2 separate regions of the Homo sapiens genome follow, and region 2 is linked to region 1. Evidence: chromatin contacts called from ENCODE Hi-C or POLR2A ChIA-PET data. All regions are on one chromosome and are shown on one strand. The core of a region is the stretch at or near the end of the contact, and the rest is flanking DNA. Distances in the headings are between cores, read along the strand shown.

Evidence for each region. A loop is a pair of places that touch in the nucleus more often than their neighbours do. ChIA-PET counts read pairs that join two places held with the same protein, here RNA polymerase II (POLR2A). Pooled maps may share reads with other maps.
Region 2: a loop to region 1 is called in a map of ascending aorta, with 2.0 times the contacts of the local background. The contact joins two enhancer-like sites. A Hi-C loop is called at or near these places in 3 of 168 maps with a recorded cell type or tissue (PC-3, PC-9 and ascending aorta) and 6 of 50 pooled maps. POLR2A ChIA-PET finds 5 or more read pairs at or near these places in 5 of 52 experiments (AG04449, AG04450, GM12878 and 2 more).

What each region holds. Positions count from the first base shown.
Region 1 is chr10:77,509,685-77,516,723 of GRCh38, forward strand. The region is part of intron 1 of KCNMA1 (potassium calcium-activated channel subfamily M alpha 1); the gene reads right to left. Among named protein-coding and RNA genes, the nearest start is that of KCNMA1, 120 kb to the right of the region's middle. Within about 2 kb of position 4,212, at least 14 of the 41 ENCODE cell types and tissues checked have a DNase peak (open chromatin) inside an H3K27ac peak, as active enhancers do; they include ascending aorta, where a contact is called at or near this core.
Region 2 is chr10:77,545,915-77,553,677 of GRCh38, forward strand. All of the region lies in intron 1 of KCNMA1 (potassium calcium-activated channel subfamily M alpha 1), which reads right to left. Among named protein-coding and RNA genes, the nearest start is that of KCNMA1, 88 kb to the right of the region's middle. RefSeq lists an enhancer at 1-447. Within about 2 kb of position 4,702, at least 6 of the 41 ENCODE cell types and tissues checked have a DNase peak (open chromatin) inside an H3K27ac peak, as active enhancers do; they include ascending aorta, where a contact is called at or near this core.

The sequences.
Region 1 (7,039 bases), core at 2,962-5,461:
TCCTAATGGATATGCATTTTTATGCTTTTATGTATTTTCAGAATCTCCTTCGGGAAGCATGTGGTATGTTTATAATAAGAAAAACAAAAATTAACGTTATGTTTTAAAACTGTGCTAGGGAATGGCTCACTGGATGTTATCCACTTTACTCCTCAATGCTGCTGGGCTAACAGTCCTCCTCCCACCCTCAGCAAGGCACAGCTAAATTCTGGGGATCATTAGTTGTCAAACACCAACTCTATGGCAAGTGGAGTGCAAGACCCTACAACCTTATGGGGCTGATATCATAACCCAATTAGCACAATCCCACTGCTGCTGCTTGGAGGCCTGGTTCTCCTTCCATGAGTGTTGCTCCTTTCTCCCCACTCCTACCCCCCACTTCAAGCTCCAAGCGATGACAGGAGTATAGAAAGGAAAGAAAAGAGATTTGGGGATTCACACAGTCCTGGGGTACAATCGCAGCTCCACAGTTGCTCAGTGATAAGATAAGCAATGTCACCTTCCTGGACCTCAGATTGCTCATCTGCTAATTGGGTGATGGTATCAGGTTCATAAGTTTGTAGGGTCTTGCACTCCACTTGCCATAGAGTCAGTGTTTGACAAATAAGGATCCCTATTCATTTCTGGAATTGTGCATAGCTTCTGCCACAGGAAGAAATACAGCATACCTACTAGTAAATACCACTTAATTGACTGATTGAAAGAAACCCGTCACTGTGAGGATCCCAATTCAATTATTTATGTCCTCTCCTGGAAGCCTCTATGGAGTGCAGGTTTCTCAAACATAGTCCTGTTCTCTTCTCCTCAAACAAAGGATCTCAGGATCAAATAAGCCTGGGAAGCACAAAGATTGTTATCTTCAAAAACAGCAAAAGAATAATAATTAACATATGAAAGGTCTGTAACCAAGAAACCTATGTTTCTCTGGCAAGACCCTGTCTCTACAAAAAAAAAAAAGAAAAAATTAGCTGGGCATGGGGGCACACGCCTGTAGTCCCAGCTACTTGGGAGCCTGAGGCAGGAGGATCACTTGAGCCCAGGAATTCAAGGCTGCAGCGAGCTATGACAGCGCCACTGCACTCCAGCCTGAGCAACAAGAAAGGCCCTGCTTCTTTAGAAAAATAAAAAAGGAGAAACCTATGTTTCTGAAACATATTGACCACTGAACACCTTTTTGGCATAACGCCAATTAACAACACATGGAGATGACTTTCCATGTGGAAACACATGGAAATAACATATCTCCAACACATGGAGATAACGCCGATTAACAACACATGGAGTGAGCAGTGCTGCTCCACTCCTCATCCGACCTGAAACCTGGAAGTCTGGTTCCTCAAGGACATCGAGCCTTGAATTTCCACATGCAAACACCTGTGAGTATGTTGGGGCTGCTGCAGATCAGCAGTCTCAAAATTCATAGAGCATGAGAATCACCAGGAAGGCTTGTTAAACCAGCGTCCTGGGCCCCAGCCTCAGTTTCTGATTCAGCAGCTCTGGGCTGGGACCCAAGAATGTGCATTTCTAACAAATTCCCAGGTGATGCTGATGCTGTTGACCCAGGGACCCCATTTTGAGAACCACTGATGCAGACAGTCAAAAACCCCTCACATACAAGTTTAATACAGGACCATACAGGAAATCTGTCTACTTTCTGCAATGCCAAAGAAATCAAGTATAATTCAGAACTTGAAACATCCATTCTCTTCTGGGACAAGTTCTTAAAGGAAGCATTTCATAGTAGTTAAGAAAATGGACTCTGGAGTCAGAAAAGAGCACGTTTGCAAGTCCCAGATCTCCCAGTGCCTGGCTGTGTGAACACAGCAAGTTATTAAAACTTCCCAAGCCACAGCCTCTTTATCTCTAAGGGAGAGAAAATCATGGCAATGCCTAGTTCATAGAATTTCTGTGATGCAGAAATAAAGCAAGCAGGATGCTTGGGGAATGCCTGGCATCTAGTAAGTGCTCAATAAAGATTGGTTATTCTTTTTAATGACTGTTATTTAATCATCTTATCTGGTAAATAGCTCATCTGCGTACTGTCAGCTGACCTCAGGATGTGACTATACAGTCGTCCCTGTCATGGGCGAATGCAGGCTGATGGCACAGGGGTAAAAGAATTTACCAAGAAAATCATAGGTCAAGAAAGGCAGATTTATTAGAGAAAGTGGGGAAATATGTTGCCTGAGAGACAATGGGCAAGTTAGCCTGAGAGAAGCTAACTTCCAGAAGACAAAAGCTTGCTGCAGATTTTAGAGAATGGAACTTGGGCTGATTGATAATGCCAAGGCAGCAGGGAGCTTAACTTGCATTCCTCTGTCAGCCTGGATGTTTGATAAATTGAGGTGTTTGATGGTGAGCAGGAAGCCCGGGAGTTATGTATGTTATCCGGGCATGAAGGCCAAATGTCTTGGGTCATATATCCTGGGCCATATGCCCTGGGCCACAAAGAAAGGCAGACCTGTAACTTATCTGGTTTCTCTTTTGTTTAAATTCTCTGGACGTGAAGAAAGGCAGATTTATAGCTTATCTGCTTTATCTCTTGCTTTCCCCTGGTCCCACCAGCCTGACTCCTTTTCCCTAATTAGGACTCCACAGTCCCCCCTTATCCATAGTTTCACTTTTCATTTTTTCAGTTACCCACAGTACAGTACAATGAGGAATTTTTGTGCTCTGTAATGAGACAGAGCACAGTCACATGACTTTTATTACAGTATATTGTTATAATTGCACAATTTTATTATTCATTACTGTTGCTCATCTGTCACTGTACCTAATTTATAAATTAAACTTTATTGCAGATATGCCTGTGTAGGAGAAAACACAGTATATACAGGTATCGGTACTATCCATCTGCAGTTCCAGGCATCCACTGGGGTCTTGGAATGTAACCCCTAAAGATAAGGGCATCTACTGTATTTGGAGACAGGGTCTTTAAAGAAGTAATTAAGTTAAAATGAGGTCATTAGGGTGGGCCCTCATCCAATATAACTGGAGCCCTTATAAGAAAAGGAGATTAGGGCACAGACTTACACTGAGAAGACAGTGTGAAGACATGGGGAGAAGACAGCCACCTACAAGCTAGGCAGAGAGGCCTGTGATGAAACCAACCCTGTCAACACCATGATCTTGGACTTCCAGATAGTAAGGACTGAGACGGTATATCCGACTTGAGCCTTAAGTCCAAGCCACCGTTCCACTATTAACTCCCACCAGGACAAGTGCAGTGGCCTGAGGGGCCCTTCTGCTTCCACTCCTGCCCTTACTCCCTGGCCTTACTGTTACAAGAGTGAACTTCACCAGTGTTAACCAGATCACACGCGTGGCTGCCTAAATTCCTCCAATATGTCACCTAATACTGAGAAGGAAATCCAAGCTCCTCACCATGGCCAACAAAGCCCTGAAAAACGGCCCCTGCCAGCCTCCCCCTACCCAGCATTTCCCCCACCCCCACCATCACCACCTCATGCCCTAAACTCCACTCAGAGTGGCGTTTTTGCTGTTTCAGAAACAAGCAAGCTAATCCTTGCCACCAGGCCTTTGCACTAGCTGGTGCTACTACGTGGAACGCTCTTCCCCCAAATTTCCTCCTGGCTGGCTTCCTCTGAGTTCAAATGTCTTCTCCTCGGAGAGGCTTTTCCCATCCATCACAAAGAAACCCTCAGCATCATCTCACGCTATTGTCTTCCTACAAGTTAGCAGTAGCTTATCACTGTCTCCCTGAGAGCAGCCACCGTAGCTATCGAATGCACTGCTGCCTCCCGGGAGCCTAGCACTTATTCCAAGGCCTTGGAGCTTAGTAAATATGTGTTGCCTGGATAATGTATGTGAAAGAGCTTTGCAAACTGTAAAGTGCTGCATAAATGTAAGATAATGTCACAAATATCAAAAAGAGCCAGCCAAATAATTCAAAGAAAATAGGAAACAAGGGGAGAAGAGGGATGAGGAATTCAGAATGAAGCTGAGAGATTTCAAGTGATGATTCAAGAAATAAACCAAGCAACCAATTTTGTTAAATATGTGAGGCCACAGGGCGAGGGAAGCACAAACCACTCCAATGATCCATTCAGGCCATGTCTGCTCCACTCAGCCATAGAAACTGCATAAATTACAGGCAGCAGCAGTTTTCCTGGAGCCAGGCAGTAGAACACTCTCCTTGGTGCCGGCCTGGGAGGAGGATCCTGGCCTGGCAAGCAGGGCTGACTCAAGCTCATTGCATTAGCCCTCCCCTCCTGCATCTGGGCCCCTCTCACCGCAGTGCTGCCTGCCCAGGACCTGCACTCCTCCAGCGGGCGGGACTGTGACTCACAGATGGCCTGTCACTCCCAGTGCCAGCACAGAGCACCACCCGTGCCTATCTTTAGAAGTTTCGCAGGCTGAAAAATCAATTTGCCCGCCTGGCACCTGGGTCTGGGGCCTCCCCGCTAACATCAGTGGCAGGCGAAATGTGGCCTCCCCTCTGCCTGCCCTGATGCGTCAGACCTTACTCAGGGTCCCGAGGGCCTGGCAGTGCCGCCCAACAGACTCCTGTGAGCTGCTGCACCCACAGGTGTGCTGGTCTGCCCCTCAGAGATAGCCAGGCCTCACCAGAAGATGCGGGCAAACACCACGCCCTAGAAAATACTGGCAAGGGGGAAGCGAATCACTTTGCATCCTGGCTGCCTGACTGGCACATTCCCCAGGTGGTCATCTGGCACCTAATCCATGTGTGGTCACAGCAAACTGGCTTGCCCAGGTGGTACAAGTTCAGCCTCTTCCTCCAAGCAGGGACCAGAGGTAAGAGAACAGCACACAACTCCACGCCTTAATAAAAAGGCCCAGGAGGCAGATTCCCAACGCAGTGACAACTCCCAGCTGGCCCCCAGGCTTCCCAACTACTGAAAATGGCCACATGTGACTCCCACAAGCCAAAGGGACCCTGTATTACTGGGTATGCGGAGAGAGAACCATCTCAGACATTTCACCATATTAATAATCTCTCTTTCAATAAAGACTCGCTGAGCACCTGGCAGTGGCAGGGTGGGTGGAATAGGGTAAGAATAAGCTGAGGAACAAGAGAAAGGAAATCTCTGGCCCTGGCCCTGTACTTTCTCCTTGCACCTGTGGGCGCTCTGTGCTCAGCCTTTGAGATTTCCAAATCCCCTCTGACCTTCTGCCTCTTCACTCACGTCTAGACACCATTTTTACAGAAACCAGGAGCTACTGCCTGTTTTGTTTTTTTTTGTTTTTTTTCCAGTAATACAGCCTAGGGCCCTGCCCACCCCACCTCCTTTTCTTTATGAGATACAGTGAAGTCCAGCTGTCCTGCAGCAGATGAAAACAGAGAGAGGGCTCTCACCCGCTAGCTCTAGTTGAGAAATGAGAATGCCCCAGAAGAGCTTAAGGGCTCAAAAGCCATCTCTGAGAATTTGCAGAAGCACAATCCTACATGTTTGCTTCCTTAATCCAAAAAAGGATCCAAGGTCATGTGTCTACAGGAGCCAGCCTGTTACGGTGAGTGAGGGGTGCTGCATTCAGCACCGGGGGATGGGGGGGAAAGGAGAGCGTGCAATGGCTCTGCCCAAACCAATCATCACCATGAGGGGACACAGGCACACAAAGGTACATTTTCAATCTTTTATTTTTTCAAAAACAGCTAGCAATCCAGATTTTTATCCAAAATCTCCTTTGTAAATATAGGCAATTGATGAAAAAAAAAATTAAAAAACAATGAAGCCACATGGGCTAAACCAAACACACCTGTAGACTGCCAGTTTGTCCCCTCTCATAGGTAGGATGGGGTGACTGAATTCTGGGGAGCACGTTCAGAGGTCGCTATCTTTCTCTGCTTCTCCCCAGAGAGGTCTTCCTAGGCTGCCTCTCAGACACACAGCACCAGCCAGAGGGCAAGGACCAACTGATAAGCCAGGAAGTGTGGCTCCCATCACTTTGAGGAGGGAATCAGGAACTCTTTGGAAACCCCTGCTGTACACCTTGCTGGTGCCATTTCCCAAATATTTGTGGTTCACCCCTCGGCTTTCAGTGTCTCTTTCCTTCTCTGCCTCCCCACCCAGGGCTAACTCCTCTCCTTCCTGAAGACTCTGTTCAAGCATCAGCTCCTCCAAAGAGCTGCCCACTAAGCAGTGCCCCTCCCTCCAGCCCCTGGGCTGGGAGGCTTCCCGGCACCTGGCATATCATGCACTCTGCATGCCCACACACAACTTCCAGGCACTTGATTGACCCTCACTAGCAGGGAGCTCCTCAAGAGAAGGGCTGGTTCTCTTCCATCCCTGTTATCCCTGCAGCCAGCGCAGATCTTGGAACACAGAGCAGCTCCACACAGAACTGAACCAGCAACTTCTCCAGGAGCAAATGTTTTCTGAGCACTGGCCTATACCAGGTGCATGCGAAGGGTGCATAAGGCCACTGAGATGAATTTGACATATCCAGGGGCTTCAGAGGATCACAGTCTCTTGGGTCTGACAGATGTTTAAGAAATCCCCATCATGTAGAGTACCCACAGCCCACCCCCCTACTCCGCCCCGCCACAGCCACCCTCCTCCCATCCTTCCTGGGTCTTGGCCACACTTGCTCTTCCTTCTGCCTGCAACATGGCCCTTTCCTGAAATCTGCTCCAAACTCCCCTTAACAAAGAGCTTTCTCTCCATGCACCCTCCATAGCACTATTTTTTCCCATTCCCTGTTTCATTTGTGCTTGTGCACTTATGGCCACCTGGCTTCTCCTGTTTCCCTATTTGTCCTGTCTGTGGTCTGTCTCCACTACTAGACCTAACCCAATGAGGGCAGGGCCTGCATCTGCTTCGTTTTCTGCAGTATGCCCGGTGCAGAGGACAGCGCCTGACCCATGGTAGGTGCACAGTAAACAGTGGTTACCCGAATGAATTTAAGAATGAGAAAGTAAGATACGTTCCAAAAGCTCTGCATGCTGCAAAGGCCTCTGAGCCTCTATATGCTGAGAGGCAGCTGGACCTCTGCCTCCTCCTTTGCACGGTGGGCAGAGCACCTGCAGAACTTTCCACTTCTCATGCCTCATCATGTG
Region 2 (7,763 bases), core at 3,452-5,951, 37 kb after region 1:
TTGATGTCACCTCCCTGATGTCCTGAAATCCAAGCCCCCCAGCCCCCTGGGGCACAGGCACGGCTCTTCACTCCCTCCCTATGGCCATTCCCCAGTTACCATCTGAACTCACTTATTCCAGGCCCAGGCCTGGCTGTCCCTTGGAGGGAAGGAGAGACACCCAACACCACAGCCCAGAAGGAACCTCCACAGGGAGTCAGTCAAAAGCCAGACACTAAAATTACATTTTCTCACTCCCTTCTCATTTGGAGGAAAGTCTGTGTGGGGCTGGCTGTGATCACACACTTTCATCACACACTTTCTGCATAAGTGAGAGAACTGTCTCAACTGCCTCCTCCTCTTCCTCCTCATCCTCCTCCTATTCCCTCTCCCTCCTCCACTGAATTCCCAGCTCACTGCCTCCCACTAGTTCACAGTGTGCTAGGGCCCTCCAGCCCCACCGAGAAGCCACAGGAAGCTCTGATCCACCCCCACAGGGAAAAAGGGATCAGAACCACCACCCAGCACAGATATAGGGGCCTTGTGTAGGGGACCAGCCAGGGAGCCCCTCCATCTTGAAGAATCTAAGTCACGAGGACAAGCACAGGAGCAAAGCAGGCAGCCTGAGCTATCCATGTCCCAGGCCACTGCCGGCCTGTTCTGAAAAATTTCACACAAGGTTATCCCCAATATTCCCAGACATGTGTCCCTTCCCCGGTGCTGCATGGCCCCCACACTGGCTGAGTATCTCCAGTGGGAGAGGAAAGGACAGACCGACTCTTAGGAATGCCTGCTCACTCCGTGGTAGCATGTCCCCTTCAGGCCTCCTTTCCCATCTTTGAAAGTGAATCCTGGGTGGCTCCCTGTCAGGGGAGCACACAGATAACCCAGCCCCAAAGATGGCGGGGCAGACCTGGGCATTAGCAACTGGAGTTCTGTTTTCCCTTCTAGGCTACCTACTATGTGTCGGGCTCTGTGCTTGGTGCTTTGTAAACCCACTCTCATTCCATCACCCAGCAACAGTGAGACCCAAAGCTCAGAGAAGTCAAAGACTTTGCCTGAGGATCTTACCTACAATTAATGGCACATGGTCAAGACACAAATCTCATTCCAGAAACCAAGATCTTTCTACCACACCAAATGTTTCCCTAAAGAGAGCCCATAACTCCACACAGGAACCCAGCCCAGCCTGGATAACCCATCAGAACAGAGGAAGAAAACTCCTCTGTCAAAATGAAAGATGCTAATAGCAAGGGTGTTTACTAGGAGTGTTCAAATTTCCATTAAAACCTTCCTGTGCAAAGATGAGCTACGAAAATTTCCTTCTTGGAAGCTTGTACCTCCTGGAATCCAGACATCTACTTTCAAGCTGCTGAAGGCTCCCACTGCCTCCCCACAGGGCTGCAATCCCGACCATGGATTATTAAGGAGTCCACAGGCTTGGCTCAATGAACAGAACGGCTCCGTTATATTTCAACCTACCCACTAAGACTTAAATATCACACCCTAGTTCAGACAGCCCTCGCCTTTCATTTTTCTTGGCTTTAGGAAGACAGGGAGGGAGGGCATACAGAGCCAAGAACCCAAGTGTCTGAGCTTTTACAGTAACCCAAACTCACCCAAGACAGGCTGCCCAACCGGGCCCACCTCTGTGTGGCTTCTCCAGATCAACAGAAATTTGGGGTGAAAGCCTGCTTTTCTCCATGCAGTAAGGCATCTGCATGAAAGGCACATGTTTCCAGGACCTTCCAAGCTCTTTCTTGAGTAAATATTCTCTTAAAAAGGTTTTGAAGCAGAGGCTAAGGAGAGGAGTCAACATGGAATTTTATTTCTCTTGGATTATCTGACTCAAGCAGCACCCAAGACTAGCAAGACCAAAGATGGGCTGACCCAAAGATAACCATTTACAACAGGAGTCAGCAAACCAACAGCCTAAGGGCCCAATCCAGCCCGATGCCTATTTTTATAAATAAAGTTTTATTGGCACACAGCCATGCTCATCTGTTCTGGGGTGTCTGTGGCTGATTTCATGCTACAAAGGCATAGTTGAGTGGCTGCAACAGCATGGCCCAGAAAAGCCTAAAATCTCTATTATCTGGCCTTTTACAAATTAAAAAAAAAAAATTGCCAACCCTTGATTTAGAAAAACTTTCAGATGTAGTTAGGCCTATTTCTTGAGCCTTTTTAAGAGCAAATAATATCTCTGGAATATATTTGGTATAGTCTTATATGGAGGGAAAAGGATGAAAAAAAATGGCCCCTGAGTTTCCTTCCAAATCCACAGGAAGCCAAAAAAGGAATGAGGTGCCTGGTACAAATGCCTCAGGTGACAGACATCCTATTTACAGAAAGGCAATCTGTGCACCACCTCAGGGAGGCCAAACCAACATGCCTGGTGCAATCATGCAGCCTTACCCTGCAACCACGCCCAACACTTGGAAGCCTAACGTGGACAACGCCTGGTGCAAGAGGGCATGTGGTCAGATGTTCCACCCCCACTTAGCTCAGGGGCAGACAGAAGGCTTCTCCAAAGCTGTCCCTTGGCAGGATTTCATGTAGCAGATGCCACTAGTCTACAGTCTCTACAGCCTCTGACTCCCAGCATGTACACATGTAGGTGTGCACAGAGGCCCAGAGAAGCAGGGTCAATGGAATCCATGAAGCTGACCTGGTGGCAGCTCAGGGTTTATTCCCTGCTTCCAACCTACCAGCAGGCACAACTCTTGATAGATCTAACAGCACACTGGGGATGGAGCACTGCATCAGGACTGAGGAGACTCAGGGTCTTGCCCCAGCTCTGTGGCTAACTCCTGATGCAACCTTAGAAGAGTCATATCATGTCTCTGGGACTCACTTTCTTCTTCTGTCAAATGGATTAATACTACCCACTCCATCTAACTCACAGAGCTCAGTCATGCAACAAGTAATTATTGGGCATCTACTATGAGTCAGACATTATGCTAAGCACTTGGGATATAGTGGCAATCAAGATGGACAAATTCCCTGCCTTGTGGAGCTTACACTCTGGGGTTGGTATGGAAACTAATAAGGGATGCATAGATGAATACTTTGAAAAATCATGATGTGCTTCACTTGAGTCGTGGATGGTGATGCTATCTTCCCACTCTGGGCCATTCATGGACTAGACTCACACACTGAGCAGACCTGCTGGGAACACATCACTGATAAAAGTCATTCATTGGGAACTATTCTAAATGCCTTGTATGTATTAACCTCACCATCACAGAGAGTCCTCAACACTGAAGTAGGAACTCTAAATATGCATACTCCACAAACAAGGAAGCTGAGGCCTGGAGCACTGGAGCTAAAAAGGAAATATGTGTCCTGTCCCTTATGATATCTCCCATACTGGCTGGAGATGTTGAATTTACTATATTAAATTCTTCTCCATTATCTTGAGGAGTAAGGCCAGGACCCTTCAGATGGAGAGGAAGTCTCTCTCCCTAGATGGGGAAGGGAAGTTCTCCTTCCCTAGTTCAATCATCACAGAAAAGGAAAGCATCTAACAGGAAAGTAGCACCCAGAAGAGAGGCCTTAAACTCCTTGGAAGAGGTGATCCTCCTATCTGCCTCTTTGGGCTGAACTCTCCTAGCAGGGGATTTTTAGAAGGGTGGATAACCAGTTGTGGGCTGCAGTGAGAAGAGCGAACCCAGCCCATGAAGAAGGCCAAAAAAATGAGGACTCTGGCAGGGTCTGTGAGCTAAGATGAGCTATGCCCTACAGGGCAGTTATCTAGCTCTGTCAGCCTCCATTCATTTCCTTTTTTCTGTCTCCACATTTTCAGTAACGTCCTGTCTAAACATCCCACCAGACTCTCAACGCAACATAGACAATTAGCGAAAGGTTAGAAAGTCATGCACCCAAGCTTGGCCCACCACAGTTAGAGGAAAATGGCACCACCTTAAAACTAGTATGTAGGTGTTCGTACTAAATACGTGAGAAATTCTCCCAAAGGAAGGTGAAGCTGGAGAGAGTCAGGGTCATCCAACTACTTTTTGCCCTCTCAGAGCATTTTCCTCCTTGCCAATGCTGGACAATGAAAGCACTAGTTTATTCAGGGAAATCACAGTTTCCTTTTTAGAAGAGCAGGATGCTAAGAAGGGAGCAAGAATAAGTTGAAAACAAATGGAGTAAGATTCAGCATTGTGCACGCACCCCCAGCCCAGCCACCCAAGAGATTCTCCCAAGCCAGGCAGTGATGCTCACATCTGGTCCTTCACCACCAGGACCAAGTCAGAGCAAAGGAGAAAAGAAGAGAAGGAAGAGACAGGAGCGCACTGGATGGGAGAGTGAAGGGTTGGAGAAGAGAGGGATCCCAGCCTACTCCCAAGCCCAGTGGGATCATCTTCCCCTAGGAACTCCCATCTGATATTGGCTCTGGTTGGGGCTGCCTCTCTCCCAGCACCTGCTGGGTAGACTTCCCCATGTTTGGTCCTGGGAGGTGCTGTAGCAGCTGGAGCTGTCCTCTTTCTGCCGCTGGAAGCAACTGGAAGTCCCAGGGGCCCTGGCGCTCCCTCTGGGATTTCACCCTATTCTTTCCTGTCTCGCTTTCTCTTTTATCTCCTGGATTAACTTACTGTTGTGCCATCTACCCAGTTGTCAGTGTGCCTGTCTCAGCTTTGTGATCTCACGTAGATCCACAGAACCTAAGAGCTGGAACGGGCCCTGAAAACATTCTGGAGCAGGCGTCTCGGCAGACTCAGGCATGCCTCTCCCCAGGGAACCAGGCCGCGTCTGGGCAGAAGCAAGGCTTGGGGGAGTGGCAAGGATTGTGTGTACTCCCTCGAAGCACATCTTCAGAAGTGGAGCATTTTCAAGGTAGGATGTTGACATAATTGTTAGGTCCATGAAGGCAGATGCTAGAAGCAGTGTGAAAATAAGACTCTGAGGTTGTCCAGGTGGGGGGCTATTTTTATACATTTCCCCCCACAACCCAAGCAGTACATGGGCCCTAGCCCTCAAGCTTCACCTCCCAGATGTAAGACTCCAACCAAGATTTTGGAGTCAGGGGCATACAAAGCCCACTCAGGGGACACACTCATAGAGTATTCAACTGATTCAGAGATGTGGGAAGAACGCTATTCCTATTTATTTTTTTGTAGAAACAGGGTCTTGCTATGTTGCCCAGGTTGCTCTCAAACTCCTAGGCTCAAGTGATCCTCCCACCTCATCCTCCCGAGTAGCTGGAACTACAGGAACACGCCACCACACCCAGCTACCACTATTTTTATATTAAATAAAACATGTATCATGGAGTGACAGGAAAAACCTATGCAAGTTTAAGTAAATATTGTACTTAAAGTGGGTGACTTTAAATTATGCTCTTATATGTACAGGGGAAGGACAGAGGAAGGGCTCATTTACCTTCATTCTTCTCTCTCCCTAGAGAATTCTGTGTATCCAATTTTAAAAATTCATCATATGTCACAGACAGAGGCACAGACCCCCTGAGCCATGGTGGGAAGATACTTCTGGACAAATGTATACCCAGCAAAAATCTCAAAAGCTCCAACTTTCTAATGGCTTCATTTTACTGATGAGAAAACTCAGACCTATAGAAAGAAGAGCAGAAACAGACTGGATCCCAAATCCCTGTGCCCCACAGTTGATGCTCTTTCCACCTCCAATCTGAGGCACTGCTCTCCATGTGGCCAGGAACCGTTTCCAACTAAACTGGTCCTGCCTAGGGCCTGGAAAAACACACTGTTAATATGCAGCCTTAATTAAATATTTCTGATGAGCACAATGATGCTTCAAAATTCTAGCTAGGATTCGACTGATGCTGCAGCCTGGAGCCATCAAGGAAGAGCCTCTTTCCCCTAAGCATGGTGTGTGTGGAGCTTGCTGGGAAGACTGAGACCTTCCAATCCAACCTGGCCAGCACATCTATTCAAGCCATCAACCAGAGGACAGATGTAGAAGTCACCTTCTCCTTCCAGGGACCACTCTTGGAAGCAGATTTCCACAAAGGGGACCGTACAGTTCTAAGCTTACAGATGGTTAGAACAGACCAGCCCCACTGGAAGGCCAGAAGTGACGAGGATGAGGTCAAATGTCAGTGACAGAGAGGCTCAGACCTCTCTGAGCCATGGTGGGAAAAATCTCTCTGACCCATGGTGGGAAAAATCTCCCTGAACTAATCTGCAATTTCCAGGCATTTCTGACCAGTAAGGAAAGGATTTGGTTGCAGAAGGCTGGGAAGCTAGATTGTAGACCAAGAGATGGAGAAAACTCTTCAAGGGGAGAGCCCAGCCACTACAAAGGGGCCCAGCATGAGGTGTGCTGGAGGTACCCTGAGGGCCGTGGCTGCCTGACTGACTTATCCTCTACTTTGGGAAAAGGCAACTCAGTGCCTGGATTAAACCATTAGCTCTGGAGGATGCCTGTCTGGTTTGAATCTTAATTTCTCCATTTCCCAGCTGTGTGACCTCGATAAGATTACTTCATCCTCTGGGTCTGCTTCCTCATATGAAAACAGGAACAAGAAGTGCATAAACACATTTCAGGGATGTAGGGAAGACTAAAAGGGTTAATATAGGGCAAGCACTTAGCACAGTGCCCAGCATAGAGCAGTACTGTCTAGGCTGTAGCTACCACACATACCCAGTGAAGGCACTCAACTACCAGGTGGACAAGCAACTGATACATGTGTGTGCTGCTCTCTGCTCCCCTTTGGACATTTGGAATTTCAAGTACTGGGACTTAATACCACAGAGGGCAGAGTTTTGTTTTTCCTGCCTTTGACATGATGTTTATGATCTTCTTTTCTTGTGAACACCCCAGACCTAGGGACCAGCGGTGGCCTGGCTTCCTGATGCAGCCCATGAACACATTTAAGAATCCAAAAAGGTTAGCCAGGCGCAGTGGCTCACGCCTGTAATCTCAGCACTTTGGGAGGCTGAGGCAGGCCGATCACTTGAGGCCAGGAGTTGAAGACCAGCCTGGCCAACATGGTGAAACCCTGTCTCCACTAAAAATACAAAAATTAGCCAGGCATGGTGGTGCACACCTGTAGTCCCAGCTACTGGGGAGGCTGGGGCATGAGAATCGCTTGAACCCAGGAGGTGGAGGTTGCAGTGAGCTGAGATTGCACCACTGTACCCCAGAGCAAGACCCTGTCTCAAAAAAACAAAAAACAAAACAAAACAAAAAAACGCCGGGTGGCGGGGTGGGGAGGCGGGGAGAAAGCTGCCTCTGCATTGCAACTTCCCAAACAGCACAGACATTAACATTTTAGTGATGAAATAACAAAGCTGATATTCTCAGTATCATTCCTTTATTGAGTGAAATCAGAAATATAACTTTTTCTTCTTTTTTTTCCCCCGTGGGACTCCATAAAACTATTTTTGTTGTAAATGTTTTAAAAGGCAGCCTGTCAATATTTCAAATGTTCCTGAATTGGAGCTCATGGATAAATGACTCTTCCCCCATTGGCCAAGTCTCCTCTCCTGCTGCAGCAAGGAAAGGGGCACTTGGGAGCTGAGAAGGCAGGAACCAGGCGCCGTTGACACTCCTCTAGTGAGATGAATGTTCCCTCCACTGGGTCAGCAGTGAGCACCAGCCCAAGAAGTGCCCTCGCCTCCCTCCTGCTGGGCAGTCACCAGGCAACCCTGCAGGCAGTGCACCAAGCTGTTCCTCCATAATGCACACCCAGTCAGGGCCTGGGCACCTCTAGTTACTCAGCAGTGAGCCCACCTGCTATGTCTCAGGGGCATCCCACACCCAGAAAGCTGCTTCTACTTCAAGCCTACTCCCAGGGGATG